2 separate regions of the Homo sapiens genome follow, and region 1 is linked to region 2. Evidence: chromatin loops called from intact Hi-C (ENCODE). Cell type or tissue: ascending aorta. All regions are shown on one strand. Each heading gives the region's core, and the rest is flanking DNA. Links, peaks and the distances in the headings are about the cores only. Region 1 overlaps BCAS3 (BCAS3 microtubule associated cell migration factor). Region 2 overlaps BCAS3 (BCAS3 microtubule associated cell migration factor).

The links. Hi-C counts contacts between places; a loop is a spot of excess contacts. Peaks named below come from ENCODE experiments on the same cell type or tissue, not always from the same donor. Only the 100,000 strongest peaks of a DNase experiment are listed, where the experiment ranks them.
Region 1: it touches region 2 in a loop (2.0-fold over the local background); 7 of 110 quality-filtered maps call a loop at or near these places.

What each region holds. Positions count from the first base shown.
Region 1 is chr17:61,305,670-61,321,711 of GRCh38, reverse strand. All of the region lies in intron 22 of BCAS3 (BCAS3 microtubule associated cell migration factor), which reads right to left. Among named protein-coding and RNA genes, the nearest start is that of TBX2-AS1, 86 kb to the left of the region's middle. RefSeq lists an enhancer at 6,235-6,736. In ascending aorta, for the core only: no CTCF peak of the experiment used is centred there; a DNase peak (open chromatin) is centred at 7,251; H3K4me3 peaks cover 512 bases; H3K27ac peaks cover 2,525 bases.
Region 2 is chr17:61,193,907-61,209,948 of GRCh38, reverse strand. The region is part of intron 22 of BCAS3 (BCAS3 microtubule associated cell migration factor); the gene reads right to left. Among named protein-coding and RNA genes, the nearest start is that of BCAS3-AS1, 66 kb to the right of the region's middle. In ascending aorta, for the core only: no CTCF peak of the experiment used is centred there; DNase peaks (open chromatin) are centred at 6,000, 8,064, 8,608 and 9,433; H3K4me3 peaks cover 2,046 bases; H3K27ac peaks cover 6,916 bases.

The sequences.
Region 1 (16,042 bases), core at 3,336-11,335, 110 kb before region 2:
TGGCTCGCCTTCCTAGGGCTTGCACTATTGTGAAGAATCCCTGATGATAAAGACCAAATGCCAACCCAACTGTCAGTCAACAAAGCAAGGTTCCCTGAGGGTGAAGGGATAAGGGCACAAGCAGCCTGGCGGCCTGCAGGGGCATCCAGATGGCCCAGGGAGGAAAGTGCTTCCTGACCACAGCCTCTTACCGCCCGACATCAAATGGCCTCTTCTTGAGGTCATCAGCCACTCACCATTGCTGCTTTTGCTCATGCATTTCCTCATGGCCCAGGACTACAATCAAGCTCTTTGAAACAGGTCATGAGCTTCCCCAAGAAGCCACAGTATGAATGGTGAAGGGAGATGGGAGGTGGGGTAGAAGGAATGCGAGTCTCTCAGTCAAATATAATCAGGATCTTTCTTCTTTTGCTAACGCTCTGTCCTTACTTGGGTTAAAAAGGTGCTACCACTTTATTTCATGCCATATCTATTCAGAGGATGGGATGTTACAGCAAAATGAAGAATCTGCCTTAAACAAATGAAGAGGTAAGGGAAGCTGGAGATATATTTTTAGTTATGTTTGTAAATCTCATTAGAAAAAAAAAGAAGGCCAAAAGACCCTAGATTAAGGATTCAGAAGACATGAGTTCTAGTCTCAGCTTTATTATTTCTTAGCTGGATGTTATGGAAAATCTTAAATTCTCTGAGTCTTTTTAAAAAGAATCCATTAAATGAACTAATAGTAATAATCCTTGCCTATATCACAGCATGCTTTAATGCTCATCTGAGATAATGTATATGAAAGCCCTTTGTAAAACATTACACACGTGCTATATTATTACTGTGACTGAAGAGCTGATTACATGTGTTTCGGGCAGACTGAAGAAACCCTCTACACTACTTAAGAATATATATGAAACATACATCCAAAGCAAGTATTAGAAAAGGTTTAATTATACCCTCTGGGTAAAGTAGGTGAATGTTTTGTGACTCAAGCAAAAGAGAAATAGGCTGAGAAAATTTGTAGTTGAATGTATTCTTTTTTTTTTTTTTTGAGACAGAGTCTCGCTCTGTCGCCCAGGCTGGAGTGCAGTGGCGCAATCTCGGCTCACTGCAAGCTCCGCCTCCCGGGTTCATGCCGTTCTCCTGCCTCAGCCTCCCAAGCAGGTACAGGCGCCCGCCACCACACCTGGCTAATTTTTTTGTATTTTTAGTAGAGATGGGGTTTCACCGTGTTAGCTAGGATGGTCTCGATCTCCTGACCTCGTAATCTGTCCGCCTCTACCTTCCAAAGTGCTGGGATTACAGGCGTGAGCCACGGCGCCTGGCCTTCAGTTGAATATATTCTTTCACCATATATTCCTTAGCTAAGAGTCCAAGAGATGAGTGAGGAACCCAGGTCTTTTGGTTCATAGTGCCACTGTCTAGGAATGGACCATCTGATGCAGAAGGAAAAACTGGGCTTTGGAGTAAAAGAGACTTGAGTTCAAATTCCACTGGAAAAGTTCTCATAATAAATGCATAGAAAAAAGACTATTCTGGCCAGGTGCCGTGGCTCACACCTGTAATCCCAGCACTTTGGGAGGCCGAGGCGGGAGGATCACCTGAGGGCAGGACTTCGAGACCAGCCTGGCAAACATAGCAAAACCCTGTCTCTACTAAAAATAGAAAAATTAGCTGGGTGTGGCGGCACGAGCCTGTAATCCCAGCTGCTCGGGAGGCTGAGGTAGGAGAATGCTTGAACCCAGGAGGCAGAGGTTGCAGTGAGCCGAGACTGTGCCACTACACTCCAGCCTGGGTGACAGAGCAAGACTCTATCTCAAAAAAAAAAAATAAAAAATAAAAAAAAGAAGAAGAAGAAAGAAAGAAAAAGAAAAAAGACTATTCTATGAAAATTGTGAGTTTATGCACAAAGGAAATTTAAAGCCTACCCTCAAAGACACATACTACTTCTTATTCTAATGTCATGATAGCTACTGAGTCTGACTAAAGGCTAAAAGAGATACAGTTCTGCACTAAGGAGTAAATAAATTACTTTAGTTGATGTCAAAATGACAAGCCATCAAAAAATTGTGGTTTATTCAGGAAAAAAAAAATCTCTTAAACAGACCTAGATGGCCTGGCAAACTTTTGAATTTAATCTCGTGATATATTGAAAAAAAAAAAGCCTCTATAGCATATCAAGCAAATGTATAAAAATATGATCAATACATTCGACATATTATTTAATTATAATCTTCAGTGACAGAGACAATATGAAATTCTAGAGTCAACATTCTGACAGTGGAATAAATAGATATAATTATTCCTCATACTAATCCCAGCAGAATTGTAAATTATCAAGCTAGATTGTACATCCGAGTTCTAAGGTTTCCTTAATATAATGGAGTTTAATGTAGGGGGTGTCATATCACCAAGATTATGCCCTTTTATTAGAATAGAAAGCTCTCTGAGGATTTCAAGTTCAAAGGGTCAGAATGATCCTGAGCTCTCTACATATTGTTAGTATTCTCTGACCCTGGCTACCTACTGGGATCAGCATGTGGAGAAGCACTGTAGCGAGGGGTGTAGGCCCGGGGTAGAGGGAGAAAAAGGAGTTGCGAGTAACTGTGCATTCTCCCAATCTTGGAATCACAGATTTGGAAGTGGAAGGGCTTTAGAAATCCTCTAGCCCTTACCCAGAATTGTACAGAGCAGAAAAATGAGGATCAGAAAAGAGAATGAGCTTGCTCAAGATCACATGGCTTCCTGGCAGAACCAGGTCAAACCCCAAGTTTCACGATGCACAGTACAAAGCTCCTTCTATGTCACTCCGGGAGTGAAAGCAATTGCTGAGGTGGTCAGCTAGCACATGGCCAATATAGCTGCGGCTATTATCATACCAACGGGAAGGAAAGCACTCTCCAGCAAGGGCCAAGAGAAATTACAGTTAACATTTAACATGATGGGACCAACTTCAAAGACACGCCAGCTGGACTCTTAATAATGGGAGATGAAACTGCTAACCCTAGCAGAAAGTTGCAGGTGGACAACTCTGGCTGGAAATAGCACATGTCCTCCGAGCAGGAGTGCTCTTCAGAAACCCCAACACAAGGCTGCTGCCTCACTGCAGGGTGGGGAGAAACACGGGAAATAACCCGTCATCTGTTGGCAGTTCCACCTGTGATTAAGCGGTGTGTCCCTTGTTAATGCCATTAAGACACTTGGAAATGCCCACATTTGTCAATTAGGGGGAGGGGGAAGAGGGGCTGCTGATGTCACTGGGAGAGGGAGATGGTGCCGTCTTCAAGAAAGACTACATTTGGTTCTAACAGTAGGCAGGGAAGACAGGAGAGGGCTGCTGCTCCATCGCCACCAAGGAGTGCAGACAGGACACTGCAGATTCTGGAGCCTGAGAAGAAAGTTTCCAACTGAGAAAAGTCAGTTAATTTTGGAACTTCTATTCCTGCCTAGATGGACGTCACCTGTAGAACCCTCAGTAACTTTGGGCCACAGCTTATATCTTAAATGAAGAGCTGATTCCACCTTGCAGAGAAATAGTCCTAGCCATCCTTTTTTGGTGTGTTCTAGTCGCCTCCCAGGGCCCTGACTCCTGGTGTGATGGTGGCGGGGAGGAGCCGAGGAGCGGCATGTAGCTCTAGCAGGAGAGGCGGCCTCTGGCCCTGCTTCCTGCACAGCCTGGACACCTGCAGCACAAACCCTGTTCTTGCTGTGCTTTCACTGTTGGTCCTACGCGTTACGCCTGCCAGAACAGCTTGCGTATGGCATTCGTTCAGGCTCTGCCTGGACCCCCACCCACAGACCTCACCAGGGACCTCTGTTCAAGTCTGCCCTCAGGTGGCTAAAAGGGAGGAGATTCCACATCAGGCCTCCCATGGCAGGGCCCTTGGCTGGCTCTGACACCGTGTCTCTGCTCTAATTACTAGGCTTCTGTCCTATCCCTGAGGTCAAGTTCCCCAATCTGGGTATTGGGCCCTTGCCTTGATGGGCTTTAGTTCTTAGGAACAACTGTGCCCTACTTACCTTGCCAACTACTACTCTCCCACCCCACCCAAATCGGTCTTGTCTCGCTGAATTCTCAAGGTGCTATTGAGGCCTCACTGCCAGTTGCCCCTGATGGTGCTACTACCCCACTGACCCAGGTCTCTACGCCGAGCCCTCTCCTAGAGTGACCTCACCTCACCGTCAATGAAGCCCTCCATGTTGCCATGAGCTGCATTTTCCTGGTCCAGGCCCCAAACACCAGGAACTGTCTGGTTCTCCCGGCTTGACTCAGCCCAGCCCTACAAAGCAGGTGTGTGGGAAAGGCTTGTTTCCCAGTAAAGGCAATACACTGCCAGTAGATGAAATAATTAAAGCATATGACCTGTTATTTAAGAAGCATGCCTTTACATTGTTTTATTCTATCATACTGTATATTGTGTGTCCTGGGTGGGCTCTGGAGGAGTCCCCTCTCTCTGGCCTTTCTACTTTGTCTCAAGCTAGTGAGGACAGCAAGAAGACGTGGAGCAGGAGTCTCTTAAAAGCTTGGCAATGAAATGCTCAAATTGATCAAATACCTAGGGCATAAGAGCTAAATATAATATGATGGATATAATATATAAGTATACTAAATTTGGATAGAAGACACTACTCTTTAGAACCCTAAACTTTTTTAAGAAAACAAAGCAGTGAACGGAATTTTTGTATATGCTACACCTATCTCAGAACTGTTGAAGCCTCCCGAACTCTAATAGTACCATCAGTGTCTGAGGTGAGAGGGAATTCTGGATCATATAGTAGCCATTTTACAGAAGGGCTGGCAATGGCTGGAGTTAGCCTCTTGCACAAATCGATCAAATACACGAGGAATTCCTTAGTGGGGAAACCGCTAAACATAAATTGCAACTGTTAATTTAATAAACCTACATGGCAGGAATTATTGTACATGACCCCGAGGAATCTAGCACAGCACATACAGTTGAGCAGATGTTTGACTAAAAAAGGAAGGAGCCACATCATTCCGAGGGCATGGATTTCTTTTCCAAAGAATTCATACCTCTTCTTTTCCTTTTATTTTATCCTCCTTCTCCTTCCCTCTCTCCCTCCCTCTAACCTTTCCTTTATTTTATCAGATACCAGCTGCAGGCCCCTCTGAGTCTGCCTAGCAGCGAAGAGGAAAGCTGTGCAGAGGGGTGCTACTGCAGGGGAGCTGTGGAAGGGACGCGGCGGCATGTGGAGGCAAATAGGAGGGCAGAGGTGCTGGGTGAGGGGCATGTCCGGGGACATCTCAGGGACCAGTACCAACAAAGGCATGGGGCATGAACATCATCTCTTCTGCTGCTCTAAGAATGACATCTTAGGCTTTCCTTAAAAAAGACGTCTCCCACATTCAGCACACATTTACTAAGTACCTGCTATATTACTATTAATATTATTATTATTGAGATGGAGTCTCACTCTATCACCCAGGCTGGAGTGCAGTGGCGTGATCCCGGCTCACTGCAGCCTCCACCTCCTGGACTCAGGTGATTCTCCTGCCACAGCCTCCTGAGTAGCTGGGATCACAGGCATGCACCACCATGCCTGGCTAATTTTGTAATTTTTAGTAGAGATGGGGGTTTCGCCATGTTGGCCAGGCTGGTTTCGAACTCCTGACCTCAGGTGATCCACCTGCCTCGACTTCCCAAAATGCTGGGATCAAAGGTGTGAGCCACCACGCCTGGCCAGCACCTGCTATAGATGGTCACTATCCTAGACACTGGAAAACACACATGAAAAGGGAAAATCCTGGTCCTAAAGAGGTTCAGTGAGATAGAGAAGTAGGTAGGTGGACAATAGAGGTGACTTTAAGATGTCAGCTGTGGGTCCCTCTGAGCCTGGCTAGGAGTAAAGAGGAAAGCTGTGCAGAGGTGTGCTACTGCAGGGGAGCCGTGGAGGGGACGCAGCGGCATGTGGAGGCAGATGGGAGGGCAGAGGTGCTGGGTGAGGGGCATGTCAGGGGACATCTCAGGGACCAGTACCAGCAAAGGCGTGGGGCATGAAACGGGGGGTCAGTCAGCCTGGTCACATTCCAGGACCCACATGGGGAAGCATCGATGGGTGAGGCTGAGGCTGTAGAGTCCTTGGGGACAGGAAGAGGCACCCCAGCATCATTGGGGTTCACTGGCCCATACCTGGGCTTTGCCATTAACCAGCGACGCTGTGCAACCTCTTCCATGGGCTTCTTTGCTCTAGGAAGCCTGAGGCGAAAGCAATGGCACCGCTGCCAGCTAGCGTCCGCTCCGAGACTGCTCTGCATGCCCTCCCGTGTCTCAGAACAGGAGTGCGTTGGCTGGGCGCGGTGGCTCACACCTGTAATCCCAGCACTTTGGGAGGCTGAGGCGGCCGGATCACCTGAGGTCAGGAGTTTGAGACCATCCATCCAGGCCAACATGGTGAAACCCTGTCTCTACTAAAAATACAAAAATTAGCCGGGTGTGGTGGTGGGCGCCTATAATCCCAGCTACTTGGGAGGCTGAGACACGAGAATTGCTTTAACCTGGAGGCGGAGGCTGCAGTGAGCCGAGATCACGCCACTGCACTCCAGCCTAGGTGACAGAGCGAGAATCTGTCTCGCGAAAAAAAGAAAAAGAAAAGGGAGTGTAGGCTGAGCAGTGTGGCGTGTGGAGGAGACTGCCCCTGGAATGCTGGGGAGAGGATTCAAGGCATTTTCCAGGCACACTGTTCCTCGGATGGGTGAAGAGGAGTTCCAACATCAGACAAGCGCGGTGACTGCTAAGAGCATTCAAATTTGGAATTCCCTCTGGTGGCTGAAATCAACATTTCTCACAAAGGAAACCTGGACAAGTCCGATCTGTAAAGAGCATTATCCACTCCCTGTGTATAGTTTATTGGTCCAGAATATCAGGTTAGCAAGCTGAAGTAATTAAACATCAAGCCAGCTGTTTTAGGCAATTAGGTAACATTTTTCATTTAGGAGACCACACAACAGAGGGGAGAGAATAGGGAGATAAGACCTGTGTTTTGATTTACTAAAGTCTCTGCTGCAGATAAAGCCCAGCTTTTTGGAACCCTTCAGGCAATTACTATTTCAGGCTTGGCAAGCACTTGAGTCTGAAAGTAACTATTGGGCTTGTCTTGGCAAGACTCAAAGTCACTGTAGCTGTAAGGTTGTCCCAGGCAGCGGTGGAGGGGAAAGTCAGTGGCAAGAGGAAGCCAGGAACTGTAGAGTCATTAGGAGGGCTGTTGCAGGCTTAGAGCTCAAAGGAGGCCAAATTCAGTTCTCCCACAACATGTTCTTAGAGAGGGAATGCGGTCAGATGGTGAAGGCCCAGGCCTGCTGGGCGGGATTCTGCGGTTCCCTTTCTGGCATCTGTACTTGTCAGCTCTGTGGGCACTGTTTACACTCCCTGCCTCAGTATCTTTTCCTGTAAAAGAGGAGAAGGACCGAGGGCTTTTAGGTTTGTGGGAGCAAAGGGAAGAGGTGCAAATGGCAGGCTGCTAATGGTGCCAGCTTAGTACAAAGGGAGAAGAGAATGCGGACATTACAAGATCAAAACGTGAATCTCCTCCCTGCCACGAACTGACAAGGTGACTCTGCTCAAGTCACTTCCCCAGTGTGTGCCTCGGTTTCTAAAGCATCAAACCAGGGAGCTGGACTAGGCTAGATGATCCCTAAGGCCCTTCCAGTTCTGACATTCTACTATCCTAAGATGCCAAGCAAGATAAATTGTTGGGCAGAAGGCAAGTAAGATTTTCTTTGAATGGAAAAGAGGAATGGCCTGTGTGCTGCCAGCCGGCTTCCCCCACGAGACTCTGGAGCCAGCACTAAGTATGGGGCCGGGCGAGTGGGGCTGGTGGAGGAGACAGCAGGCCCACGTGTGGTCACTGGCTCCGCGGCATTGAAACATCTCTTGCTTGAGCTCTTCCACTTAATTGGGAGCTTGCCTTTCCAGTTGTATATTTTTATCCTGTGCCCTGGAACCCAAACCATTAGCTTTGTAGCCAAAGGCTGCTTCTTGTTTAATCGTTAACTGCCTCAGCCTAGAGGAGCTGTACCCTGGCCGGAAAGTCCTCCTCCAGATGCTGTACCTCTTCAGCGAGCAGGACCCGAGGGAGGACGCCGAGCTGGACCCGAGTCCAAGCTCTGTCCTCCAGCCTTGGAAATAAATCCCCTACATTGTCTGGCCCACACAAATCCCCGTTCAGCCAGGCCTCTCCTGTGGGGTTATTCTGGTAACAAAATGCTTGAGATCAGCAATTCTTTTCTACTCTTACCCGCTCTCAGAGAGGAGCCAACTGGGCTATTCCTTAGGCTCCACTTTCTGTGTCTGAAATGTGGTTGAAAACTAATATTCCAGATGTTTCCTCATATTTTAAGTAGAACCGCAGATTAAGCTTCCTATAGGAAGGTAGTAGGGCATGGTGGAGGGAAGACAGTCTTTGGAGTAGAATCATGGTGGTGTAATCGTGGCCACACCCTTTACCAGTTATATGGCATTGAGAAAGTATTGGTTCTTTGAACCTTAGTTTCCTCTTAGAGCAAAATAACAGCATTCGCTTTCTCTACCTGGCAGTAATTGCCATGAATCCAAAGACTGTTTTGGTCATCACTATGTAGTCTAAGCCTAACACGGAGTAGATTTCTCAATCAATGCTACTGAGTCAGTGATTAAAAACCTCACGGGATTTTGAGGCGATCAACGAGGTGAAAGATGGGAAGTGTCTAACTTTGTACCTGGCACTTGGGAAGTGCTTATTCACAGGCTGGCAGTGCTTGGAGACACATTTCTTCTAACTGAGTGAGGTGGATGCTCAAAGGGGAATGCAAGTCTTCGGTTATGCCCACTTAAGTTGTGAAGAGGCCATCTTGTGGGAGAAAGGGCAGGCACTTAGAAAGCTCTTTGGTTGTAACCAGTCCTGACCCCGAGGCTACTGCTGAAGCTCACGCTCTGACAATCAGATACAGAGCCACTGATGTCCCCGATGGTGGTAGGAGGCCCTGCAGAAATACCGATGGCTTCCTGGCCTTTAGGGTCTTCCAAGGAGATTCATAAAACTAGACCAGGGCATGGAAACCAGCATCCCGAGGGCCCCTGGTACACTAGACTATTGTTCCAGGACAGAAGCAACTCAGATCAAAATGGTGAGTGGGATTTTCCTTGCATTGGCCACAATACATATGTTTGTTCAAGAAAAAAAAGTTGGAGCAAGAAGACATGAACGTCTGCTGTTAAAGAAAAGCCTGTTTGTGCCAGCCACAGTGGCAAGATTGTTCGGAGAGTCCATCCTGAAAGTCCAATTACCCCAACAGCATGGCCAAGGTCAGTGTCAATTTGCGGTGTGCCAACTGCTCTAGCCACTTCAGTACCAGATGTGAATCACACAGGGGACCTGTCTTTCGGGAGAACTGGCATCTACTGGACTTGCTAGCCCCTCTGAGCTGACACCCTCCCCCACTCCTTGCTCCCTTCCCCTTCCTTGGAGAGACCTGTCTAACAGACCCTCCCACAGAGAGCAAATAAGCACAACATGCAGAATCCCAGACTTGCTTATGGAGAGTTGGATCCACTGTCACCTAGGGGGTGAATGAGGGAGAACACTGGGACTCGGCAAGGGCCAGTACCTCTTACTGACGGCCTAGGGCCCACATTTTAGGAGCAAGAGATCAAACGATTCTCCCCTCCTGTTTTGTTTCTAATAGGACACCCAGAAGCCACAACAATCTGCAGAAGTACAGCCTGATGAGGTTGAGATGTGGCATGACCTACTTACCTCACATTTGACTTAAAAACGTATCTTTTCAACACAGGGTGCCAAGATCCTTTCTGTCATATATATATATGCTTTTTTTTGAGATGGAGTCTCGCTCTGTCACCCAGGCTGGAGTGCAGTAGCGTGATCTCAACCCACTGCAACCTCCGCCTCCCAGGTTCAAGAGATTCTCCTGCCTCAGCCTCCTGAGTAGCTGGGACTACAGGCGCCCGCCACCATGCCCAGCTAATTTTTTGTATTTTTAGTAGAGACAGGGTTTCACTGTGTTGGCCAGGATGGTCTCGATCTCCTGACCTCGTTATCTGCCCGCCTCGGCCTCCCAAAGTGCTGGGATTACAGGCGTGAGCCACCGCGCCTGGCCTCTGCCCTATATTTTAAGGGGATTTAAGAGCAACAATTTACCCCCCAAGTTCTTCAAGCAGCCTAGAAATTAGTACATACTAATTTCTCCAAACACTGAATAACATGTCCTAATATGGATTTAAAAAACAAATATCCAAATGTTTCACAGACCAAACAGCCTGACTGGAGATCTCTAATTTGGACCGTGCTGTGAAGGATGTAACTCCATCAACCACAGCAAGATCCAATCTTGGAGAGGTGCCCTCACATAGAATCCCCAATGTCTGATGAGGCTGGAAAGTTTTTCAAAAGAAAGTTGGTTTTAAATTAATGTCTTAAGGTACATCTACATGTGCTGATATGGAAAGTAAGCTGGACTCTCTGTATAGTATGATCTCAAATTTTTAAAAGGAAAAATATATACATATCACATTTAGGCACATTCACATAAGATATGTGAAAATAGTAATAATTTTAAAGTAACATCTACATAGCATTTACTGCCAAGCAGTAATTTTAGGAGCAGGCAGTATTTTAAGTGTTCCACACATATTAACTCACTGAATTCTCACAGGAACCCGAGGATGTAGGTATACTATTTTACACATGAAAAAACCGAGGCACAGAGAGGTAAGTAACTTGCTCAAAGTGACACAACTATTAAGAGACAGGGCTGGGATTTAAAATGGAAGTGAACTGCTCCAGCTCCAAATTCTTATCTCCTGAGCTCAACAGCCACTCATGTCATAGAAGATCCTCATCGGCATTCTACCTGCCTCCCAGAGCCTCCCCTACACACACAGGCCAAAACAACTGGTCATCCTTTTTCTATCACGGTTTTTATCACTATGATGATCTGTTTACACATCAGTCTCTAGCACTAGATGGTGAGCTCTTGGAGGGCGGGGCACAGAGGCCTGCCCCCCTTCATGTCTCTCATACCTCTAATTTTTGGTTCATAGCTCGGCTTAATACTTGGGCTCAGGGGGACAGATTAGTTTCTGGGCGATGATTCGCATGCAGGCTAGAGACAGATTTGAGAGTTCATTTTTTCTTTCTTTCTTTTTTTTTTTTTTTTGAGACAGAGTCTCACTCTGTCGCCCAGGCTAGAGTGCAATGGCACGATCTCGGCTCACTGCAACCTCCGCCTCTTGGGTTCAAGGGATTCTCCTGCCTCAGCCTCCCAGGTAACTGGGATTACAGGCATGCACTACCACACCTGGCTAATTTTTGTATTTTTAGTAGAGACGGGGTTTCTCCATGTTGGCCAGGCTGGTCTCAAACTCCTGACCTCAGGTGATCCACGTGCTGTGGCCTCCCAGAGTGCTGGGATTACAGGCGTGAGCCACTGTACCTGGCCAGAGAGTTCTTTAGATGGTCTCCTTCCAGATTATTCAAAGGATCCTTGGGGTTAGTGGGCCAGAGATGAAAGCTCATACGCATAAAAGCATAGCAGGAGGAAAGGACCGGAAAGATGGAAGCAGGGAGAAAGAAGGGATCGCCTTTGATTCATTCACCCAGCAAACCCATAGCAACTCCCACTGATTCATTAGCCTCTAAATTCCTACATTTATTATTACTACCCATATGGAAGGCAATGACTAATTCTTGCCACATGGCTGGGATATGGCTTCCTATTAAGGAAACACAACCTGGTAGCCTAAATGCTGTAGTTTTTCAAAGGAAAACTGCTTTAAGCATAAGCGTTTCCCTTCATTTTCCCCCTTCATCTTTTAACTACATTTGCTAGTTCATGGCTTCCTTAAACAAGCTGTCATTTGACTTCATGGGCTTCTTCTCACAAGGGTGCAGACAGATTCATGGGGGGCTCTCGGGCTCCCTCTTGTCACCCTGTACTGCCTCCTCAACCCATAAACAGGCCACTACTTTTCCACAGCAGCTGTTCCGCAATCCCAAAGACCCTGGGTCATCTCTCCAGTTCCAGGCTTTGCTCACAGTGCCTTCTGGATGTGTGTGTTTTCCTTGGGACGGAGAACACGCTTCAGGAAAGGAGGCAATACTCGAGATAGAAACTGTTCTTTCTCAGGGAAAACAAACAAATCAAAATATTCTTCCCAGCTATGGTGAAGCTGGGAAGTAGAGGGCAAGTGAGGCAGGGAAGGGTCAGGGCCGCATTGCCGGGACCCCTCTGATGTCCACTTTAGGTCCACAGTTATGCCCCTGTCGGTGGCTTCCTGCTTCCTCTTCTACAGAATGGCAACATGGGGAGTGACACGGTAGTGTTCAGTACTCAGGCATGCTCATCTGCCCATACCAGTTCCGTCAAAAAATGGACACCGCCTCTCCACCAGCCCTTATTACCCTAGAATGAATGGGGAGGACGAAAGGGGACTCTGGGTCTCTTTTCCATCTTGACAATTTTGAGGTGTTTGCAAATCACGTAGAGAGTTATCTAATTCCCTTATACGTATCCTCACATGAGCTAACGTTCTTTTTTCCCTGTCACTAAACCCAAGGCTGAAAAAAGTATTACTCCTTGACGGGCATGGAGGTAGGGAACTAACCCTTGTTTCAGTCAAGAATCACGGACTCCTGAAAGAAAGAGGATTCCATGCTGAAGACACTCAGAGGAGGGGACAGATAGGTCCTCAAAGCCTCTGCTGGGGGAGGCCACATGGCTGGAGAGAGGAGACACATATAATATTCTCCCAACCTACTTATACTTTGGTACATAAACTTTGTAAGTATAATGTTGGCAGATTCCAGTGCATAAAAAAGTAGCTGAAAAAACTCAAACCATAAATAATGCCAAGTAATAAAGAAGGTGAATGTTTCTGTTATGAGATTCTTTCATTGTATAAATCTGTTTAATAAGCTGGCTAGGAATCACTGATAGAAAACAGACTTAGTATGGTGTTACAGACCAATCCGTTCTAAAAGGCCAGTATGGGAACTCATGCCAAGTTATATTTTTCTGTTCTTAACCAATGCAACTTAATATGTAATTGTTGTCTCCCTCCTGCCTTCCCTTAACTACCCCCACCCCCCTGCCTCTGCAGACTCATCGTTTCAAGGCACTTTACCATATTTATAGATCACGCTGCCTTTTGTCTTACTCACCGAGAAGAGCTGGGGTCTGTGTATGACTCCTGCTTTTTTAGAGTGCTATTTCTCAACATTTGTAAGCATGTGTTTAGAGAAATTCCTCCAAATATCCTCCTTTGACCCAAGACCCATGGTAACCACTTTAGCTGCAGAAATTCACTGAACACTAGAGGGGGCGGTGAGGGGGATGGGGTGGGAGTGGGATGGGGGTTGGGGGGTGGAATGGAGGTCGCTGGGGTCACATTCATCTTCCAACACTATGGCTGCTAATGCTTGTTGATGTTTTTCTGGGGTTGGTTACTATCATCATGATGGGCTGTAAAATGAAATGCTGTAAACTAGCTGAAGGCTTGGGTAGAAATATTTGCCAGACGCCATAAACAACAACACCAGGAGTCCCCACACACTTGGCCAGTTGTGCCCATGCTGTTGTTTACAGTGCTGGGATGCGTGAACTCCAACGCCTGGCTGGTCTAGTTTCTGACCCGAATTCCCAGGTCCCTTTTTAGGAGGTCCACATATAGCTCTCTCTGATAAAGATTTGCTAAATACATAAAACGAAAGGTTATTGGATGAAATAGATTACTTCTCTGCTCAATTTAATGAGTGCTTGGAAAATCTTGAGTCTCCACATTGTCAAGGTGTATACTGTTTGGGGTTGCTCACGTAACATTATTTGTGTTAGATCTGTAACCATATATCAGATGTTTTGCTGTGCATTTGACACAGGTCATATGGAAGTGTCTAACAGAAGGTATTACAAAAAAATGAATTAAAAGTATGAATTAAATACACTTAACTTGATTATTTCTTGAACTGGCCATTAAGACCCTACTCAGGAATGTAACCCTTTCTAGAACACTTGGGAAAAAGTAATTTTATTTAGAGCACTTGGACATAAAATTAGTTAGAGTCCTCTCTACAGTTTCTCAGATTTATATAGCTCCTTTTATTTATGAACGCTAATTTATTTTGGTAAAATCTCATTGAGAAGATTGGGATTATTCCTATTTTACACAGGTAGACACCAAACACAGAAGACACAGTTTAAAGGGGAGTGCTTACATGTTGGTTAAAAGCTAGTGAAAGTTAATTCAACATTTATTATCGTTGTAACTGTAGTAAATGCAATGGGAAAAAGAAAACATGGGTTAGATTCTTCTCTGAGATTATGCTCAAGGAACTTGAGGAAACCTCTAGTAAACTCTAGTAAAAGTAGACAGGAAAAATTACAGGTAGTTTTTTTCGTTCCCCAAAAAGTAAATTAAAACTGGCAGAAAAATCTCCTTCTGGGGAACAGTCCCAGAGGAACCCACAGCTGAGGTGTAACTGTGGGGTATTCTGGGGCCACAGGGCTGGAAACCAATGTTCAGCAAGTCCCAACTTGGGCCGGCACTAGGCTAGGCTCTTCACTTCAATCATCCTTTTCTCATTCTACGGTTTGTGGGGAAGCAGTAAAAGAAAACTTGAAGGACTCAGTGGGAATGACTCCCTGATCAATACTGAAAGACCTTTGAGAGAATCACAGAAGCTGGGGGCAAAGGCCCAGAGCCCTGATGCCAAATTGGCCAAGAGACCCAGAGCTGTTCCTGGAAAGATCTGAAGCCAGGAAAATCACAAAGAATTAGAAATAACCAGTGTACTTAAGCCTGGGGAAAAATCCAAAGTTCTATTAAGGAATGATTAATAATAGTGATCCAAAGGTAATAGTACCTCTAGGCTTAGTTTCAAAGAAATATTTTAAAGAAAAGAGCTTTGTTTTTTTTTCTTTTGAGACAGAGTCTCACTCTGTCACCCATGCTGGAGTGCAGTGGTGCAATCACAGCTCACACAGCTCACACAGCTCACCGCAGCCTTGAGCTCCTGGGCTCAAGCGATCCTCCTGCCTCAGCCTCCCGAGTAGGATCTACTCTAAGCATGTACCACCATGCCCAGCTAATTTATTACTTTGTGTAGAGACTGGGTTTCTTCACATTGCCGAGACTTGTCTTGAACTCTTGCATTAATGCGATCCTCCCACCTCAGCCTCCCAAAGTGCTGGGATTACAGGCATAAAAGCTTGGTGTGCTCAGCCAGGCTTCTTGAATTATATTTAAAAATTAATATTTGGTGCTATTGAGTACTTTCCACTTCTTAAGGGGAATTGTTTTTTCATTTAAAAACAAAACAAAGTGTGCTATTCTCTAACTGCTATACTTAAGCCTGCAGTCTAGGTAATAAATAGTAATAACCAAATCACCATTATAGTACCAAAGTACTTTAATTTGTAAGCGAAGTGTTGATGAAGAAATACAAATAGCTCATGGGATCTTTAAAGCTCAGATGCAGAGATTCAAAGGAATGTACCCAAGATCACACTGTTGCCAACAAATGACTCAGGTGTACACCATTCTTCACACTGCACTGCTTTTCCACATATAGAATTTGCGGCTTTATCATGTTTTTCTCAACTGTTGGAAAACTGGAAACATACTAGGGTGTTTGAGGCTTCCTAAGTCAGAAGTGTTCCAGAACTCTGGTTAAGGGCATTCAGGTAGACTTGGGGCCAAATTCAGTGAAACAAGAAGGAAGCACACAGGATTATCTCTTGTTTCTACTGCACAATGACCATCCACCAGGGGATCAAGACAGGGGAAACAACAACAAATGCAGCCATTATTATTATTATTTGAGATGGAGTCTTGCTCTGTTGCCCAGGCTGGAGTGCAGTGGCATGATCTCAGCTCACTGCATCCTCCACCTACCAGGTTCAAGTGATTCTCATGCCTCAGCCTCCTGAGTAGCTGGGATTACAGCCGCACGCTACCACACCCAGCTAATTTTTGTATTTTTAGTAGAGACGGGGTTTCACCATGTTGCCCAGGCTGCTCTCAAACTCCTGACCTCAGGTGATCCG
Region 2 (16,042 bases), core at 5,329-13,328:
GGTGGGTGATCTTCATAAATGGACAGGAAACAGAAAAGACGAATATTGGGCGGATGACAGATCCCTTAACTGGCCTTCAAGATACAAGCTGTTCTATTAAACATAGGGCCATTATGCTGGCCGGCCATCCACTTTAAACCCCAGAGTGATTAAAATGCTGGCAGGAAATGAAAGCTCTCTATTGAAGGTCCTTCCCTGAGGTCCTAATTTCAAACCAAATTTTACAGCACCGCACAGGAACAAAGGAAGCCCAGTCTTCCAAGTCTTCTTTTTGTCACTTTGGACAAAGACACCCCCTCATATTCCTCAAAGAACAATGGTCTCTGTACAGCCACAGCCACGCCAAGAATGGGCACAAACCATACAGAAACACATTTTAAAAATACATTTTACACTGCCCTTGACATTTCGGATAAATAGAAACCACTGCACTGAAATTCCAAATATTTCATCCTTTCCCTCCTCCCCTTGCCTTTATAATGAGAATTTTCCTATTCTCCCAATCTACTTGATCTTTGACATTTTGGCCTCTGTGAATGGAGGACACAGTAGAGTAGTCAAATACATTAATTATTCAGATAATTGCATTTTATTAAAATAATCACTGTAACCAAGACAATCACGATTTTCAGCAACAGAAGAGGACAGCAAGTTTGCCTACAAATCTTTTTAAATTGAAACGGCTCTAGAGTCATTCCTACTCCACAGTCCACTGTAAGCAAGCCAGGGAAAAGACGTTATCAGAACAAGATTTTTTTTTTTTTTTCACTAGCTGTTGTTTCGGGGTGGCCTTTTTTTTTTCTTCTTCTTCAGCAAAAACAGCTTTTATGTTTTTACTGAACCATTTCAGATTCACTCTTCCACACAGTGGATGTTTACTTGGATTTGGCAGGCTGAGAACAGCTGGTTGTTTGCTAACAAATGGAACATGAGACCATATGTTTCAACATTTAAGCAATTTTGAACCAACCAGAGGTATAATTCTGAGTGTCTTTTGCTGAAACTGTACATTAAATACCCAAAGGATCTGAGCTACACAAGAGATACAGGCCCTCCTTTTTTTTTTTTTTTCCTTTTTAGCACTTTTCTCTTAGCAACAAAACCACTCTACACCACTTATATCATAGACTTGCACTGCAAGTTTGCAGAGAGCACCAGCGAGCTGACAAGGGCTCTACTGCAGGGGCAGCTGTATTTTAAACAGGAAAAGACAGCTAAGCAGACCTTTTCCTTCTAATTCTGTTTGGGAACAAAATGTGTCTGAGGCTCTCTCTAGGGAGCATCAACAACATGGATACCTGCTTTCTTCATAGAAGCGTGGACCTAGTAGCTTTAAAAGAGAGTCTCTGATATTAGCATTTGGGATGACCACGTGCTTTGTTTCTCCCTCTCTCTTTTCAGAACATCCTCAAATTAAGCTGAGCTAATGAGATTCGAGTTAAACTCAAGCTGTTATGGACAAGAAATGTCCACAACAGAAGAAAAACTCTCAGTTTTTTAACGACACTTACTAGCACATTTCATTTCTTCGGTGCTTCAAGATTAATCATTAATAATGTTAGAAAATGAAACTATGGATTTAAAGTCAGGCTGAGTCAGAGCTTAGCAAGGCTTTAACAGAACATCAAGAAGAAAATTCTCTGGTCCCTGGGAGGAGAAGAGTCCCGCTTTAGACAAAATGAAACACAGTGAAAAGTCAAATATATGAGTAGACAATACAATAACTAAAATACCAAGCCCAGGAAAGTGGAATAGGAAGTTACTAGTCTCTGGAAAGTTCATGAAACCTTCCCATCCTGAATTTAGATTTGAAATACTAAGTAGAAATCAATAAATTTTTTATAAGCCACTTTCTAAAATATTAAATAAGTTACTAAGATATAATAAAAAAGGGTATGTGATCAACATTATCTCCTAAGTTTTTTGTTATTTCCATATAAAAGACTAATAGTAATTTTCCCCTCTAATTCTATTTAAAAGCAAGAATCTGACTGAGAATTTTGCAAAGCCAATGTTTTTAGCCATGTTACTAATAAGATCTCAGCAAAAACAGAAAAATTATTCCTACCCACCACTTCTCACTAAGCAACACACAAATATATATGTACCTTATTTCTCTTAGTTTAAATCTCACAACTCTAAGAAAACTGAAAAATGGGCACTCTGTGAGCATATTTCTTTGAGCCATGTAAGAGGGCGGATTTTCTCCTCTGGATTCTAAAGCAACATAGAAATTTGGGTGGGAGGCTAAGAAGCAGATATATTCAAGTTTCTAAGATGCTAACCACTGCACAAGGAAATATGTATAAAGATGTTCACTGCAGTTTTGTTTGTAAATGCAAAAAAAGTTAGACAACATCCATAGGGAAGCCATCAACTAGATGATAATACCTTCACAGAATAGAATGCCATGGGAAACAGCTTGGTGATTAGGAGCACAGCTTCAGGAGCCAGGGCATCTTGGTTTGAATCTAGTCATGCATTCACTGTCTTTGTAACCTTGGACACATTTGGGATCTTTCTTGAACTTAGTTTCCTCATCTATCAAAGAATAATAACAGTATCTGCATCCTAAAGTTATAATGAAGATTAAATGAATTAATATATATCTTCATCTAGAAATATTAATACACAGACAGTAAGAAGAACAAGACAGATGTATAAGTATCATACTTATCGACAAGAAAACGATGTCAATCACTTGTACCCATAGGCTGGAGAACAGGTGATATAGTAATATAAGGACAGAGAAGAAAAATAGGAATTTCTGTTCTTTTATGTGTGTAGCCAATAAACGTTTGAAAAACATCTCTGCTATCCTTGGCACACTGCAAGAGTTCATGTGAAGAAAACTTCGAAAAGGTGCTAAGAAAGAACAAATACTAATATTGCATCTTCAAATAAAGAGGTGCTTGAAAAATATACTCTGTTGTAGCTTACGTGTCACTTCTTCCCCTGACATATCTGTTCTTTCCAAACAAAATTATTTTGAATCCATGTAGAAATCAAATTAAAAAAAAAAACACCAAAAACCAAAAAACAAACAACAAACCATACAAAACAACTTGATTGGATCAAAGTAAAAACTGGTACATTCATAGGGGATTCCCCCTTCACAATTTTTTTTTTTTTTTTTTTTTTTTTTTTGAGACAGAGTTTCGCTCTTGTTGCCCAGGCTGAAGTGCAATGGCGAGATCTTGGCTCACGTCAACCTCTGCCTCCCAGGTTCAAGCGATTCTCCTGCTTCAGCCTCCCGAGTAGCTGAGATTACAGGTGTGCACAACCATGCCCGGCTAATTTCTGTAAGTTTAGTAGAGACGGGGGTTTCACCACGTTGATCAGGCTGGTCTCGAACTCCTGACCTCGGGTGATCCATCCGCCTTGGCCTCCCAAAGTGCTGGGATTACAGGTGTGAGCCACTGTGCTTGGTCCCCCCTCACAATTTTCTAATCTAAAAATGCAGTTTAGTTAATATTATAGTCACTCATAGTACCCAAAGGAACTACCAACATTTATGGATATATTAATATGTACAAACGAAGTTAAGTATGACCTTACTGATTTTAAAATATAAAGAAAGTGACCCTCCGCACTAAACAAGCATCTAGACATCTCTGCTTCAGAATTTGGAGAACACTGCAGACACGATGAACGCAGAATGCCTGAGGTTGCCCTGTGCATAAGGCAATGGTTCCACTGTGTTTAATTAGGGTTTTGCCAGGATTATGACTCACCCCATACATCTCAATCTGTCCAGGATTCACTTATTCATTCATCCACTCAAGAAACATTTAGCAAGTGCCTATAACTAGAGTGCAAGAAACAGAGGGGCCTATACAAACTTTCACTGGCTACGACTTGTGTTCTCCATATAAATGAAAAAAACCTACAGACGTAAAAGAAAACCAGAAGTGAGGAGTGTGCTTATTACTCATCTCAGTTGACTCTTCAGTTGGGAAAAAAGTTCAAATTCTACTGGTCTGATGGGTACAGATCACTGAAAGAGCTTTGGGGACATAAATTATCTTCCTAACTAAGCAAAAGGGCTGTCTTTTTGGTTGTGTTTGCCTTATCTTTTGCTCCCGAAACAGTTTCACACCCTAAGAATACAATGACTATTCACCTATTCAGTCCTTGCCTGGCAAAACTAGGTACACTCTGCGGCTCCTACAAAGCTTCAGAAACTTTAAATTAGCCATTTTAAGACTAAATAGAGTGGGAAAAGCATGCTGGGCAAGAGTCTAAGGAACATAAAAGAAGCATATCCTCTGATGAGGAGCCCTTTCTCCTGCTCTGCTTCACTCCAGACCAACGGCAGGGTTAGGAGGCGCTACAGCATGTGGTAGCAATCACACAGACCAATTTGTTCTGAGTATGTCAAGGTCAATGACATTATGGCTGAGGAGACTGTCTTGAGTCCTGGAAGTCTGCAATAGTTCCTGAATGTCACACAGGATCACCTAAGGTGTTTGTTTGCCATTTCCTTGATATTAGCTCTCTCAACAGCTATCTTTCTTGTAGAATTAGAAGTATGCAGAAATGAAAATACCTCATTCTGGTGGTCTTCTGTTGGTCAACAAATAAATGGTACTGATGTTGACAATGTGGGAGGCCCACCAGGAAGTCCAGCTGTATATGCTGAAATGTAACCAGTTTTCCTTCCTAAAACATATTTTATCAGTAAACTATTCTCTGGCTGTATCCAATTTAGGATATATTCTGTCTGTTCTGGCTCTAGAAGACAGAAAAGGAGGAAAATAAATAATGCCTTTTTTTTTCTTTCAGTTTCAACCTTTTTTTCATAGGTAGAAATGAGAAAAATAATACTTCTTACTTAGTGTGGACCAAAAGTTAGCTTTTGATTGCAGATGGAATCGGCCTCCCTAAATTTTTATCCTGTCATTCTTTAATTTTTTTTGAGACAAGGTCTCACTCTGGCACAATCATGGCTCACTGCAGCCTCAACCTCTCTGGGCTCAGGTGATCCTTCCACTTCAGCCTCCTGAGTAGCTGGGACTACAGGTATGTGCCGCCACGCCAGGCTAATTTCTATATTTTTTGTTGAGAAGGTGTTTTGCCCTGTTGCCCAGGCTGGTCTCGAACTCCTGGCCTCAACTGATCTGCGTGCCTCAGCCTCCTAAAGTGCTTGGATTACAGACATGAGCCACCATGCCAGGCCAATTCTTTAATTTTTTGTCGAGTTTTTCTAAATGCTTATTAATAAGTTCCAAGGCAGTTTTTCATTCTCCGCCAAGGTAAAGACTGAGCAATTAATGGGAATGAGATTTAAAGAAAAACGAAAACAAAAAAACCCTGGTACTGTGTTTTCAGAGGCAATTATATTCTAGAAATATTTAATAAAGGGGCTATAAATTCTGTTTTTAAGAAAGTTACAATGATGAAGCAACAACACATTTTGTTATTTTTAACATGGGTATTTCAGCTTAAAAAATATTCCACTCAATGTTTCCCAAATTCAATTTTTCACATAATGCGCAGTCAAATATGAATGTGGGAAAAAAAGACAAATCCAAACATAGAATATTATTTTCAAAAAATAGTGAACTAAATGTAAAGGTCCCGTAAAATGTGATATCTAGAATCTTCTGAACTCGTTCACATGACCTTCATTCTATTTATAGAAATGCAGCAATTCCCATTTGAATACAGAGCAATACCTTGTAGGAGAATTTGGTTTAGCACAAATAAACTTGAGAAAAGTGTTGACTTAAAAATAAAACACTGAAAGAGGAGGGAGAGTTTCTCTCCCTCTGTGAAAATTTCCGGAAAAGTTGTAAACAAAGGCAGGTTTGGCTCAGAGACTGAGTGACTCTGGTGAGCTGAGGAGGATGAAGAGTGTATCAAACCTCCCAGAGCGAGGAAACATTTGTAAAACAGTTAGTAAATCACAGGCGGCTAGGGTCACCAGGCTGAACAACCCGAGGACAGGCTGCCAAAACCCCAGCTGTGAAAGAAGGGGGCCGGGCACTGCCTCCCAGCTTGAACCCCATTTTGAATGATCTCTTGGTTCCATTCTCTGCCCTTTGCCTCTGTCACTTCAGAGCTCTGATAGCAATGCAGTTAATTAGCTCTGGGGCAGGGGCAGTGCTGACTGTCCCAACTGAGTGCCAAGGAGAGGACACTCGTATACTGAAAACATTCTCTGCAGAGTGACACTGATTGAGCTTTTGGTCTCGGGGACAAGGCTGAAAGTTCCAGCTGGGAAGAAAGAATCACACTCAACCTGAAACAAAAAAATGGTTACAAAGATGAACGGAAGGCAAAATATGTAGCTCAAAGTTTCCACGAATTTAAAAATATCAAGTGTTTTTTGATCACTTTTCTCCCTAACTAGTCTGTAATACATCTGTTGTTCTTTTCCTGATTTTACAGAAATGGCAATGTGGAAACTGTTAAGTTCTTCATAAACTATCTTTTTGGTTCCCCTCTTATCCCCCAGAAATCAGGAAGACAAAATAAAAATTGTAATGAAGCCCAGGCGCGGTGGCTCACACCTGTGATACCAGCACTTTGGGAGGCCGAGGTGAGCAGATCACAAGGTCAGGAGTTTGAAACCAGCCTGACCAACATGGCGAAACCCTGTTTCTACTAATAATACAAAAATTAGCCAGGTGTGGTGTCGGGCACCTGTAATCCCAGCAACTCGGGAGGCTGAGGCAGGAGAATCATTTGAACCCAGGAAGTAGAGGCTGCAGTGAGCCAAGATCGTGCCATTGTACTCCAGCCTGAGTGACAAGAGTGAAACTGTCTCGAAAAAAAGAAGAATAAAAGAGAAGTCTTGAAATTGTGAGGGGAAAAAACTATTCCCTTTTAGATCTAGGAGCTACACATAAATAAATAAAATTTAATGTAACTTAAATAATTTTTTTGAAGAGAGAGCTAGTGCACAGTAAACTTCTTCAGCAACCACACAAAATTTAATATTAGCCCTAATTCACAGCAGAGGAAGACTACTTTCATCACTGCGCTGATACTACAACCTGTCTAGAAAAAATTCAGTACCTTGATTACCTACATTAAAATAGGGCAAATACATAAGGGGAATCTTTACTTAATTGACTTAATCTATGAGATATTTAGGCTATTTATTTCTACGATTGACTCATCATCTTTTTTCTTTTGAAAACTCAGACCATCTGAGAACAACAAGACATGCTTTTGAGTTGTTTTTCTGAGTCAGATATACTCTTAGCTCATCTCATATTCTTCTGACAATGGCAGGCTAATGGTGATGCCATTTAATTCTCAGCTTTTCTTTGTAAAATATTAACTTGGCCTATTCTGAGATCAAACAAGATTTTGGGCTCAAAGGCATCATATTCTAACCAATGGAGTAGTTAGCCCAGACAGCTCCTTTAGAAGAAACACAAGTAAAATAAGAAGAAAAGTAAACTCGACCATTAAAAATTAAATAAGTAATATTTTAAAAAAAAAAGAAAATGAGGAGGGGAAAAAGGAAAGTAAACTCTTTGTTGAGAGTGTTAAGGCTTCAAGGGAGTTAAGAAAAGCATGGGCATTGAAGCCAGATCTTGGGTTAAAATCCTCATCCCAACCTTATTCGCTGTGATAGATTGCGCAAATCGTTTCAGATCTCATCAGTTTCCTCATCCGCAAAATGGGGAGAAAAATCACCACCTTTTTGGGTGCCTGTAGTCCCAGCTACTCAGGAGGCTGAGGCAGGAGAACGGCGTGAACCCGGGAGGCAGAGCTTGTAGTGAGCTGAGATCACACCACTGCACTCCAACCTGGGAGACAGAGCGAGACTCCATCTCTTTAAAAAAAAAAAAAAAAAAATCACCACCTTTCTGAAAGTACCTGGAATAGTGTCTGGCACATAAAAATTACAAAAAAAAAAAAAAAAAAAAAAAGAGGCCGGGCACAGTGGCTCACACCTGTAATCCCAGCACTTTGGGAGGCTGAGGTGGGAGGATCACGAGGTCAGGAGTTTGAGACCAGCTTCATCAACATGGTGAAACCCGGTCTCTACTAAAAATAACAAAAACTAGCCGAGCGTGGTGTCACATTCCCGTAATCCCAGCTACTTAGTAGGCTGAGGCAGGAGAATCACTTGAACCCGGGAGGCGGAGGTTGCAGTGAGCCGAGATTGCGCCACTGCACTGCAGCCTGGGCGACAGAGCGAGACCCTGTCTCAAAAAAAAAAAAAAAAAGTTAGTTTCCTTTCCCTTACCTTTCTCCCTCACTGGAAAGTACAGAAAAGGCTTTTTTAAAAGCCCATGGATTTTTCAGATTGAACGTGGAACGTACTTCACGAAGGGGGTCATGGTACCCTCTCTCACCATTAACCACAACCTGAGCAAACTCGCTAGGGCTTCCAGTCTCTCACCTCCTCCAGCACCACATTTGTTATAGTCTAAGCCAGAAGGACTCTTTCAGCCTCAAAGAAGAGAGTGTATCCCCCAAAATAAATGAACATGACTCAAACTTTGGATATTTAGCTATTTAAACATGTTGCTCACAGCTCATGTTCCCAGCTTAAGGAATTCCTCTTGGATCCTTTTTCCAGTGGCAATGGATGGTTTCCACATTACATTCTTTGCCCGCTTATGCAGCTGGCAAGCCTGATAAAATCAAAACAAATTCACAACAAATACACACATAAACACACACACTTCAGTGCTCTTGTGAGTCAGGCAAGTGGGTGATTTCCATGAGATGGAAGTATGATTACTGTCTGCAGGCCTCCTCATTCGTTCTGACTTTGCCTCTAGCAGATACCTGCGAATGCCAGGTAGTCTGCATTTAAGGAGAAATATTCCTGTCATTGTTTGGTTTTAGGTTCGGGTTAAAATGTATTTATTTCAACATTATCTTAATGTTTTAAAAGAGACCTCCTAATTTTTATGGAATGAAAAGACAACTGTATGACCTATAATTCTTTTTTTTTTTATATATACTATTTGTCCTTTCTTGCTCTGTCTGGTAAATGGGTAAACAGTGCTTTCTGAGTATGAATTAAAAATAAACACCTGTCCTGACTCAGGGCTGCTAACTTGGCTTTAAAATCCTATGAGGGTTTTTATTATTTCTAATGGAGACTGTTTGGATGAGGCAGGAAAGAGGAAAGGTAGCCCATCAAAAAAGTACATTTTCCAATTCTATTTGGAATTTCAGTACAATACTTGATTATTAGGCTCAAACAGGTTAACTGTACCTGATCCTATGGGTGTGGCAAAGAAACAAAATCCAAATTTTGGCTGAAACAGAAGCAAGATAATAGTAAAAAGATACTAATATAATAAGAGAGCCAGCCAAACAGCTGAGGATACCTCACTACCACCCGCATTGATAATCAAAAGAAATACGCTCTAGTCCTAATGCCTCTTCAGTAGGAATGTTTCGGAGGCTGAACGATCAGGATCCAGGAGGCTAACATTCCACACCAGCTCGGTCATTGATTTACCATACGGCCTTCGGCAAGCCGAGGGCCCTTTCTGAAGCTCAGGTTCCTTTATTATGAAATAAGAATAATAATCTCTCCTTTACCAAGTTGCTATGGCTATAAAATAATAAATAATGCTTTGTCAATAGTAAGTGCCAAATTGATGTTAGTTGTCACTATTATCAAACAGTGTACTGCCCAGTAAGGCAAGAATAATAAGCTAACTAACTAATTGTATTAATATTAATCTCCTTCTCATTCGCTCAGACCACTCTGACTCCTTCTGATGTCTCAAGCAAGCTGCCTTTGGGACCTGAATAAAAACTTTATCACTAAGTCAACAGTAAGTTCTAAGTTGGTTTTGTTTTGTTTTTTATAAAGAGGATAAGAAATGAAGGGGGGCAACTTCAAACTGGCTTAGACAGGATGCTGTAGTTTTGCTAAATTTTTCCCAAGCATGTTTCTATTTAAAATCATCTTTTTGGATTATTCTGGAAGAAAGGGTAACTTATCTCATCCAAAATTGGTGTTTCCAATTTCCTTATATAACAAGGCTTGAATGTTGTGGAGGAAGTAGGCAAAAACTAAAGAACCAAGAAAGATCAAAAAGCAAGAGACCTATAACCCGTAAGGTTAAGAGGTTATGACCCTAGGGCCCTGCAGTAAGGTGGATGTCTAGAAAGACATTTTCAGGTAGTTTTAAGCAAACTAACTTTACCGGGCTTTTGGAAAAGGGATAGAGATAGGATCTATTGCTGAGGACAACATTCCTGGCATGAATACGCTTACAAAGATCATAGGGATCCTATCAAAATTAAGCTGTCACTGCTGTTTGAGAAGGGAACTATGGTATTAGTAATTCATTACCCTTTGTGTTCACTGTTCAAAGTTAACATTGTCCACCTTGCAAGTATTTCTTGAATAACTTGTTCATCACAGTTATTATCCCAGTTCTAACCTTTCACAAGGTGCAGTCAGGGCACAAATTAGAAGGGAAAAAAATATGTGATTAGATAATAAAAATGAATCACATACACCTAAACAATGGTGTCACATTCTAAATTTGGTTGTGATAGCTACTATTTGCCTTTAAACTAGGGGAGGTAATTTGTAGTCAGTATGATGTCGAGTTGTCTTTACTGTAACACCATGCACTAGGTGCCCACCTGTGTTTTTCTAATGTTTGACAGGGAAGCAGTTGTAGCTGTGGCAGTGTAGAGAGGAAAGAGTAAGGCTGGCTGGCAGCATATACATTCTACACAACAGAACAGATAAAAACATGCATTTTGTGGTTCTACATGGTATACAGTAGACAGCTAAAAAGAGGGAGAAGAAATAGAAGGAAGAAATTTCTTCCTGGCATATCCCAGTAAGACCACAAATGTATTAAGGATTGGAAAAGGTTAAAAAATATAAAACAAAGATACAAGAATTGCTTTAACTAAGCTCAGGAAGGACAGACTCTACTGGACACTTTTTTTCCAGGATAGAGAAATGTTGGTTTCATTTATATATTTCTAGTAATCAGAGTATGGTAAGATATATTAAAAGTTTTGGAGCTTGTAAACATATATTAAAGGCATTCATCATCAAGGAACAATCAGTGATTTCTAAGTATCATTATCTTAAAAGCTTTAGAAACATGTACCTTTCAAACTTCCAATTACGTTAAACCAATCCACATCAATCTAAGAAAACATTTGGACTCTAAGAGTCAGGAAATTAAACCGTTAGTTCTAAAATTCCGAGGACACCTCTAAGCCTCTGTCTCATTTTTACACTTAAGGTTTGAAGATAAATGCTAAGAAAGTGTTTGAGACTAACTGAACAGTGTATTCAAATCAAACAGATTAACTAAAAGTAAATGCACAGAAGCTAAAAATGGGTCAGAATCAAAGACCGCAGGAATAGCAATAACAATGTGTCAAAAACATGTTTGTCTACTTTCACCTTCTTGCAAAACTTAACTGATCTATTGTGTAAATTAAGGTAATGGCCCTTCCCCCCAAAAGTTTTAGTATAAAATTGTTGTAGCTATTATAGAAGAAAATACTTAAATTAATGAATTATTTGAAAATCAACATATCGGGCTGGGCACAGTGGCTCAGGCCTGTAATCCCAGCACTTTGGGAGTCCGAGGCGGGTGGATCACGAGGTCAGGAGATCGAGAACATCCTGGCTAACACGGTGAAACCCCATCTCTACTAAAAATGCAAAAAATTAGCTGGGTGTGGTGGCTGGCGCCTGTAGTCCCAGCTACTTGGGAGGCTGAGGCAGGAGAATGGCATGAACCTGGGAGGTGGAGCTTGCAGTAAGCTGAGATTGGGCCACTGCACTCCAGCCTGGGGGACAGAGTGAGACTCCGTCTCAAAAAAAAAAAAAGAAAAAAAAAAAACATATCTTGCACTTTATCTTAATCGCATATCAGCAAACATCCACTAAGTACTCATATGTGCCAGACTCAGTGGATATAAACATGAAGATGACCTACTTTTCTTGCCCCCAACAAGCTTAAAATCTAATATTCATTACTATATAGATAGATGGGATAGACTTTCAGAGCCAACACCTAACACACTCATCTTATTACTTATCTATGGAAATGACCAAAACCACATCTAGAAGTCATGAGAATTTCTAATAAAGTGTTGATGCTTGAGAAACATTTGTTTTGATACTATAGGGCCACAGAACAAAGTGGGAAATTTACTTTATACAATTACACAGTAAATCTGAGTGTTTGAGGGATCAGCAGATAGCTTTGATAATTCAGGTCTCCCGAGGGTCTTTATCCAGACTGGCTTGGCACTATTCTTTCTCAGTATAGGGTCCTCTGTGTGTATATAGTTGGAAGATGTATACCTGATTGAGGGGTCCACAGCATCCTCCCTGTGCACATTCTAACTTTCTGATCTTTACTACTCATTAGAGGAGGTATCTGAGATGATCACTACAGTTCCTTCTAGTTTTGACATTCCACGAGTAAGGCTAAATGTTTGTTTCAGGCAGATCATTACAAGAAGGAAAATGCATTACCTAACTTCTATGTCAAAGCAGAAGATTCTCTAAGACAATGCCTCAATGTTGGCAAAAGAGCCTAATTTATATATCTTTATGGATTCTGATATCATGAGCTCATCCTACACCTATAAATGTATTCATTATGTAAGCTTTTCCTTAAGCAAACGTAAGACTGGAGAGGAAGAAAGTGCTGCTTGCCATTCAATTTGGCTTCAGCAGAACTCTCCATTATTAGGAAGAAGCGGCCCTTTTCTAGATAATGAGAACAAATTTTTTCTTCATCACTGTGGTGTCTTTTATTTTACTATGTCACTCTTGGAAGAGTTTGAAAGTCATATACTCTTCACCTTTGCCTCTTGAAGCATCAACAGGTTACAAAAATAATACTTTGCCTCATGGTATGCAACCTTAAGGTGAACCCAGGAAAACGGTATTTGTTATTCTGTTGGATATATTAGATGTGCAATAACGATGTATTATGAAGTAAATCAAATTACAAAAATGAACCCTATCCCTTGGATAAAATTCTGGGAGTGAGCCAACACCACAATTATTATCTTCTCTAGCATTGAATGTTCTACATAAGTGTTTGGGAGATGTAAACAGGACATAAATCTGAGACCGGTTCTTCAATCTCTCTACAAATAACCATGACATTATATATAAACTATACTTTAGAGCATATATGCTTTCTGTTTCAGCAGTTAAAATGTGTATTAGACCCTATGATAAACAGAAAAAACGGAGCATGAATGCCGATAAATGCAAGCCTTCCGTCTCAGAAAGTCTTCACTTATTTGATTAAGTTAGGTGAAAAGCAGAGCAGTCATGCTTGTAGGCTTTCTTCCTTTTCCCTTTCCTCTCCTCTTTTCATTTCTAATTCGAATCGGAAGTCTATGTGGAGCAGTCTGGCTAGCCCCAGTCTAACCTCCCCATCTGGAAGGGGACTAACCAGCCTTGGGGCTACTTCCAACCCTTCCCAGCTGTTGGGTTGGGGTTTTTTGTTTTTGTGGGCTTGAGAAAGCATATTTATATAAATGATTGCCATATCCTTTGCCAGCTGTTGACCCTGTTCTTGTCCCGGCTGGGGCATGGTTTTCATTTTTAGCGGCCACAGACTGGAAATGACCCTGATAGAGTTAGCACGCTATGCAAACAGCTTTACGCGCTATTGCTGTGACAGTTCAGACAATGGATGCACAGTGTAATCCAAGGGACCGGTGTTTCCCTTTGGGCAAATGTCACAGAATCCAGAGCTGGAAGTATCAGTTGAAAAAATAAATTCTGAGATTCACTGTGTTACGGAATAACGTCTCTCTAGTAGTTCAGACTACACTGATTTCAGATAGGGTCAGAGCAAGAATTTAGAGCAGCAACAAATGAGGCTTGAATAAACCTCAGAAGTTGTCTAGATAGATCTGCAAAGGCGACTGTGGTCTCCAAAGTTAGATGAGAGGTAAAAACAAGCTATATTTTCAGTTTTAAAACTACCTACATATGCTTCTGACATCAATGTCCATAAATAAAAATTCTAGATCCTTATACTTTAACAGCACAAAAAGATAAAAATCAGTTTGGACTTTTCATCTTTACTACAGTCTACAAACAATCATTCCCAAAGATAGCCAGTCAGATCATTCTTTATGATCATTACCAACCAGAATAAACCTATGTTTAATCTGTGCATAACTGTAGTCACAATTAACTGGAAAGTTTATAAATAAGTCTCAGCTACTTGGGAGGCTGAGGTGAGAGGATAGCTTTCAGTCTAGGAGTCTGAGTCCAGCCTGAGAAAGAGAGAGAAATTCCATCTTTAAAAAACGAGGGGGGCCGGGTGCGGTGGCTCACACCTTTGTAATCCCAGCACTTTGGGAAGCCAAGGTGGGCGGATCACTTGAGCACAGGAGTTTGAGACCAGCCTGGGCAACATGGCAAAACCCTGTCTCTACAAAAAAAAAAAAAAGAAAGAAAAAGAAAAGTTTAGCAGGGCATGGTGGCTCATGCCTACAGTCCCAGCTACTTGGGAGGCTGAGGTAGGAGGATCACCTGAGCCCAGGAGGTTGAGGCTGCAGTGAGCCATGATTGCACCATTGCACACCAGCCTAGACAACAGAATGAGACCTTGTCTGGGAAAATAAAAGGAAATAGGGAGAGTACGGCTGGTGGAGAGATGCACAGTGTTTGGTGGAAAGAGTATAAATATCCCATTAAGGATGATTTATCCTGGACAACCAATATTTCATCTGCGGTTAAATGAGAAGAGAATGAACAGCCAATTTTTACAGCTTTCACATACTGTATCCAGTCCTTCTGGGCATAAGCACAATTGGTATATGTAAAGAATAAAGAAATGTAGTTAAAAATAAATTGTTAATGCTTAAAGTGACACATCTACCTGAACATTTGTAATAAGTGATCATTTACAGGACACTTCAGTCATTGCAACAGATCGACAGAGTCTTAACTGTGAAAGCTCCATGAGAGCTTGTCAGAAAGAAGGCAGTATTAGGCTCTCCTTCATTCTCTTCAAGCCTGCAGGCTGGCTGGCTATGGTGGATGGAGACTGCCATATGTAACTGTAATTAAAATGTGAACCACATCTTAGGGGTCAGAATAGAAGAACTGACAAATAGGGGAGCTGGAGATGGAAAGTGAAGATATTTCCTAATATAGGCATTTTCAGTCTTTGAAAAACAATCCAAAAGGAAATTTAGCCTATGAATCTAAGAGTCACATAGTTAGTATATCTTTTTTTTTTTTTTTTTTGAGACAGAGTCTTGCTCTTGTTGCCCAGGCAGGAGTGCAATGGCACAATCTCGGCTCACTGCAACCTCTGCCTCTCAGGTTTAAGTGATTCTCCTGCCTCAGCCTTCTGAGTAGCTGGGATTACAGTTGCCCACCACCACACCTGACTAATTTGTGTATGTTTTAGTAGAGACAGGGTTTCACCATATTGGCCAGGCTGGTCTCGAACTCCCGACCTCAGGTGATCCACCCGCCTTGGCCTCCCAAAGTGCTAGATTACAGGAGTGAGCCACTGCGCCCGGCTTAGTTAGTATATCTTTATGACTCCTCACAAGCTTGAGGGCTAGAATTGCTTTAAAGGCAGCTCATAATTTCAGTCAGCTTTCACTTGCTGGGGGAATTAACTGATGTGATTTGGAAGCCTCTCTGAACTCGGGTTAACCAATGACAAAGTCTGTGACATTACAAGGCCATGTTTTCTTTCTCTGTCTCGCATTTGTAATAGTGAGGAAAGAATGAAGCCATTTGTTGCTTACAGCAGAATCTGACTTAAAATTTGACACCACTAATACGAGCTAATAGCACAATCTGCAGATTCCCCTCCTCTCCCCTCCCCTCCCTGCCTTTCCTTTCTTTTCTTTTTCTGAGACAGGGTCTCGCTCTGTCACCCAGGCTGGAGTGCAGTGGCACGATCTTGGCTCACTGCAACCTGTGCCTCCTGGGTTCAAGTGACTCTCCTGCCTCAGCCTCCCAAATAGCTGGGATTACAGGTGCCCACCACCAGGCCCGGCAAATTTTTGTGTTTTTAGTATAGACGGGGTTTCGTGATGTTGGCCAGGCTGGTCTCCAACTCCT